2 separate regions of the Homo sapiens genome follow, and region 1 is linked to region 2. Evidence: read pairs that join two places in POLR2A ChIA-PET (ENCODE). Cell type or tissue: GM12878. All regions are shown on one strand.

Region 1 (2,500 bases), 430 kb before region 2:
GCAAGCTAATACTACATTTTGGAAAAGCACGCATATTGAAATTTGCGTCATTTGTGCTATTATTTGTGCTATTATAAAGACCTGACGCCTGGTGGAACCGTGCTTACAATGTGTGGGTACTTAAACGCGTGTTCTGAAAAACTCCTCTGCTGCTTCTTCCTCTGATTTCACATTCGGTAAACCTGCAAGTGCACACATTTCATCCCCTTGCAAGACTGTTGTCAGTGCTCAGTAAGTCTACATTTTACATAGGATGAGGTGATTACAAAGATGGCACCATGGATAAACGACACTACCTGTGTTAGCAGTTGTGACTTTTCCTTCTTTTTTTTTTCTTTTTCTTTTCTTTTCTTTTTCTTTCTTTTTTTTTCTTTCTTTTTTTTTTTGAGATGGAGTCTCACTCTGTTGTCCAGACTGAAGTACAATGGCATGATCTCAGCTCACTGCAACCTCTCCCTCCTGGGTTCAAGCAATTCTCCTGCCTCAGCTTCCTGAGTAGCTGGAATTGCAGGTGCCTGCCACCATGCCTGGCTAATTTTCTATATTTAGTAGAGACAGGATTGCGCCATGTTGGCCAGGCTGGTCTTGAACTCCTGACCTCAGGTGATCCGCCTGCCTTGGCCTCCTGAAGTGCTGGGATTACAGGCATGAGCCACCGTGCCCGGCCATGACTTTTCAGATGTTATCTAATAAGCCACTATTCTAAGGGGCAGGCACACATCCACATTCGAGTGCCGCCTCTGTTGTCTGCTCTTTAACCATGTGCTGCCATCTAAAGAATGAATGGATTCTGCTAAATTGGCACCAAGAAGTGAAGATACTGCAGAAAGTGGGAGACTAGAAAAACAGGCCAGGGTCACTAACCAGAAATGGAGACCAGAGCAGCAGCCCTCCAAATGGCAGTGTGCTTAATCAACGCATAAATGCTCTAGATGAACATTCCATGACAAAGTAACATTTAACAGCAGGAGAAAGGAGATAGAAGAAAGGGTTAACAGGCCAGGCGTGGTGGCTCACACCTGTAATCCCAGCACTTTGGGAGGCCGGGGCAGGTGGATCACCTGAGGTCAGGAGTTCGAGACCAGCCTGGCCAACATGGTGAAACCCCGTCTTTACTAAAAATACAAAAATTAGCCAGGCATAGTGGTGGGTGCCTGTAATCCCAGCTACTCGGGAGGCTGAGGCAGAGAATCACTTGAACCCGGGAGGCAGAGGTTGCTGTGAGCCAAGATCACACCACTGCATTTCAGCCTGGGCAACAGAACGAGACTCCATCTCAAAAAAAAAAAAAAAAAAAAAAATGTGGAGGTTCACAAACCAGCCCAGAAACAGTAATGAAGACAGAAAGAATCTCCTGGTCTGGTCTGCGTCAGGCAGCTGTGGTCTTGCACGGAAGTCTTTAATGTGGCAGAGCCTGGTCTGGTCTGCGTCAGGCAGCTGTGGTCTTGCACGGAAGTCTTTAATGTGGCAGAGCCTTTGGGGCCGACGCCAGGTGATCATGAGTGACAGCAAGACCGGGTCTGTCGAGATGGCTGTGTCTAGCTGGTTACGTCACGCTCGTTCATGGCCACGGAGCCCACTGGCAAGGATGCTAGTGGAAGAGTGTGCTTGGTTACATCCTTATCTGGTTGGATGCAGACTTTATCGATCAGGCACAATATCTGGTCCCTGTTGGCAAAGTGCCTTTTGAAATGTAAGATGGAGTCTTTTTCTAAGATGGAGTCACTTATGTCAAGGCGCTCTACACATGGGGACAATTTCAATGGAGAAGATTGAGAAACAAAAATAGGGCCGGGCACGGTGGCTCACACCTGTAATCCCAGCACTTTGGGAGGCCAAGGCGGGTGGATCACCCAAGGTCAGGAGTTCAAGACCAGCCTGACCAACATGGTGAAACCCCGTCTCTACTAAAAATACAAAAATTAGCTGGGCGTTGTGGCAGGCACCTATAATCCCAGCTACTTGGGAGTCTGAGGCAGGAGAATTGCTTGAACCCAGGAGGTAGAGGTTGCAGTGAGCTGAGATCGTGCCACTGCACTCCAGGCTGGGTGACAGAGCGAGACTCCGACTCAAAAAAAAAAAAAAAAAAAAGCCCCCAGCTGACTGAACAGACCTTGTGTTGGCGAAGGGGAGAAGACTTGGACGCCATGACGGGTTGGGAATTGGTCCCTCTCCCTCACTTCCCGGCCTTAGGCTCTCTTCACTAAGGGCTGAAAGAAACGGATCCTTTCAAAAGGCTCCTCCCCAACTTCGTGGGTTGATTACTGATCTGCCCAGGTACAGAACAAAGACAAGATGAGATCAATTGTTCCTTCACCCCTCCCTGGGCCCTTCCTTTTCTTCAAATGTTTGCCTTATGTTGCGTGAAATGTAGATTTACTTGGCACTAACTACAGTCTCCCAAGTATATAATCATTTGTCTCATTGCCACCCCCCACCTTTTAAGGAAACTATAGAAATACTCCTGAGAACCTCTTTGGAAGAAACAGCCACAGATGTG
Region 2 (2,500 bases):
TCCTCAGGAGGCTGAGGCAGGAGAATGGTGTGAACCCTAGAGGTGGAGTTTGCAGTGAGCTGAGATTGTGCCACTGCACTCCAGCCTGGGTGACATAGTGAGACTCTGTCTCAAAACAACAACAACAACAACAACAACAACAAAAAAAACCACAAAACTTGTTTGGCTGGATATGGTGTATGCCCATAATCCCAGCACTTTGGTAGGCCAAGGTGGACAGATCACCTGAGGTCAGGAGTTTGAAACCAGCCTGGCCAACATGGTGAAACCCTGTGTCTACTTTAAAAAAAACCCAAAAAACAAAACAAAAAAAACCACAAAAAATTAGTCGGTGTGGTGGCACATGCCTGTAGTCCCAGCTAGCTGGGAGGCTGAGGCAGGAGAATTGCTTGAACCCGGGAGGTGGGGAGGTTTCAGTGAGTCGAGATTGTGCTGCTGCATTCCAGCCTGGGCGTCAGAGAGCGAGACACTATCTCAAAAACAAACAAACAAACAAACAAAAAAACAAAACTTCTCAATTTAAAATATTTACTCCAATTTGTGGCTCACGCCTGTATTCCCAGCACTTTAGGAGGCTGAGGTGAGCGGATAACGAGGTCAGGAGATCGAGACCATCCTGGCCAACATGGTGAAACCCGTCCCTACTAAAAATAGAAAAATTAGCTAGGCGTGGTGGTGGGCACCTGTAATCCCAGCTACTCCAGAGGCTGAGACAGGAAAGTCGCTTGAACCAGGGAGTTGGAGGTTGCAGTGAGCCAAAATTGTGCTACTCTACTCTGGCGACAGAGCAAGACTCTGTCTCAAAATATATACATATATATGTATATATATATAATTTTCTTTTTTACTCCAAGTAAGCTAGGAGTATCTTCAGTATTGCTGAAGGCTTTATTTAATCATGCAGTGTGTATTTGATGGTGGATTACTCTCTGAATATTTATTCAGTTGAATGTGGAATGAGGTGGTATGAAGATGGGGGTGGGGGTGATTTGGAGGTCCTTTGACTATTCCTGCTGGCTCCCTGGTGAGGGTGTGGCATCTCTGCAGATGAGTTCTCCTGACTGTGCTCAGGCGGCTGTCTGTGTGCCCATCGCTCCTGCCTGCTTTTCTCTTTCCTTCCCACTTCCTCATTGTGTGAGACCATCCACTCCGTGTATTACTGGTTCCTTTCTACTTCATCACAAGCAGGTAGCACTTAGGATATTCTAGATGGAGCTCAGGGCTTTCTTCCCTTGGAGAGCATCATCTGTAAACAACCATGGAAGTGGATGTCACCCACTTCACAGGGTGGGGAAGCAACCACAGTGAGTAGGTAGTTTTCCAAGGAACCACGGCTTGTTTACGATAAACACCCAGTTCCACTTCCAAGTTCCTACGCTGTGAACATTACTGCTTCCCTGTACAGGGAAGGCAGGGTGGTAAATCCTTGATTCTTAGTGCTTGCTGGCTTTTTAGAGTGACATGAACTCAAGAATTTTAAATGTAGGTTTTAAATTCAATTCAGTCAATTCACTTTGAAGCCCACATTCTCGTTAAGGTCAGGAATTGCCCTATCAAATTTTTTTTTTTTTAATTTTTAAAATTTTTCGTAGAGACAGGGTTTCGCCGTGTTGCCAAGGCTGGTCTTGAACTGCTGGGCTCATGCAGTTTGTCCGCCTCGGGCTCCTAAAGTGTTGAGATTACAGGTGTGAGCTGCCGCACCCGGTCCAGTTTGGTTTCTGTGTCCTTTTGATGTACACTTCGTCTTTTTGAAGTTTTTAAACTTTATTTTGAGGTAGTTTTAGATTTACAGAAAAGTTGTAAAGATAGTACAGGGATTTTCCTGTATACCATTCACCCAACTTCCCTTAATCTTTCTGTAACTGTGGTAACTGTGGTGAATTTCTCAAAAGTAAGCAGTTGACACCGCTACAGTATTGTTAAATGTGGACTTTATTCATATTCCACCTGTTTTTCTGCTAATGTCCTTTTCCTGTTCTAGAAACCATCCGAGGAACCCAGATTGTATTTAGTTGTCATTTACTCTTAGTTACAGGTTGTCTGTCCCGTTGTTTTTCTTGACCGGGGTGTGTGTGTGTGTGTGTGTGTGTGTGTGTGTGTGTATGTATTTTTTTTTGTTTGTTTGTGATAAGTTGGGCCTGGTTAGTGCTTGGATGGGAGATAGGGTCTCGTTCTGTTGCCTGTGCTGGAATGCCGCGGTGCAGTCCTGACTCACTGTAGCCTTGACAACCTTCCTGGCTCAAGTGATCCTCCCACCTCAGCCTCCTGAGTAGCTGGGATGACAGACACATGCCACCATGCACAGCTACTTAAATTTTTTTTTTGTTGCACAGAGTTCTCACTGTGTTTCCCAGGCTGATCTTGAACTCCTGGGCTCAAGCAGTCCTCCTGCCTTGGCCTCCCAAAGTGCTGGAATTATAGGAGTGAGCCACTGCGCCTGGCCTGAGTCTGTGATTTTGGATAGCTTTTTAAATTTTCTTGCTTGATCTAGCATTAGCCA

Evidence for each region. Peaks named below come from ENCODE experiments on the same cell type or tissue, not always from the same donor. Only the 100,000 strongest peaks of a DNase experiment are listed, where the experiment ranks them.
Region 1: POLR2A ChIA-PET joins it to region 2 with 15 read pairs; 2 of 35 experiments call an interaction of 5 or more read pairs at or near these places.

The regions. Positions count from the first base shown.
Region 1 is chr7:156,921,885-156,924,384 of GRCh38, forward strand. It overlaps LOC102723795 (a long non-coding RNA gene), which reads left to right. Exons shown (of 4, transcript XR_928253.3): 4 at 1-97. Among named protein-coding and RNA genes, the nearest start is that of NOM1, 27 kb to the right of the region's middle. In GM12878, no CTCF peak of the experiment used is centred here; a DNase peak (open chromatin) is centred at 1,477.
Region 2 is chr7:157,351,521-157,354,020 of GRCh38, forward strand. The region is part of intron 1 of DNAJB6 (DnaJ heat shock protein family (Hsp40) member B6); the gene reads left to right. Among named protein-coding and RNA genes, the nearest start is that of DNAJB6, 16 kb to the left of the region's middle. In GM12878, no CTCF peak of the experiment used is centred here; no DNase peak of the experiment used is centred here; H3K4me3 peaks cover 649 bases; H3K27ac peaks cover 877 bases.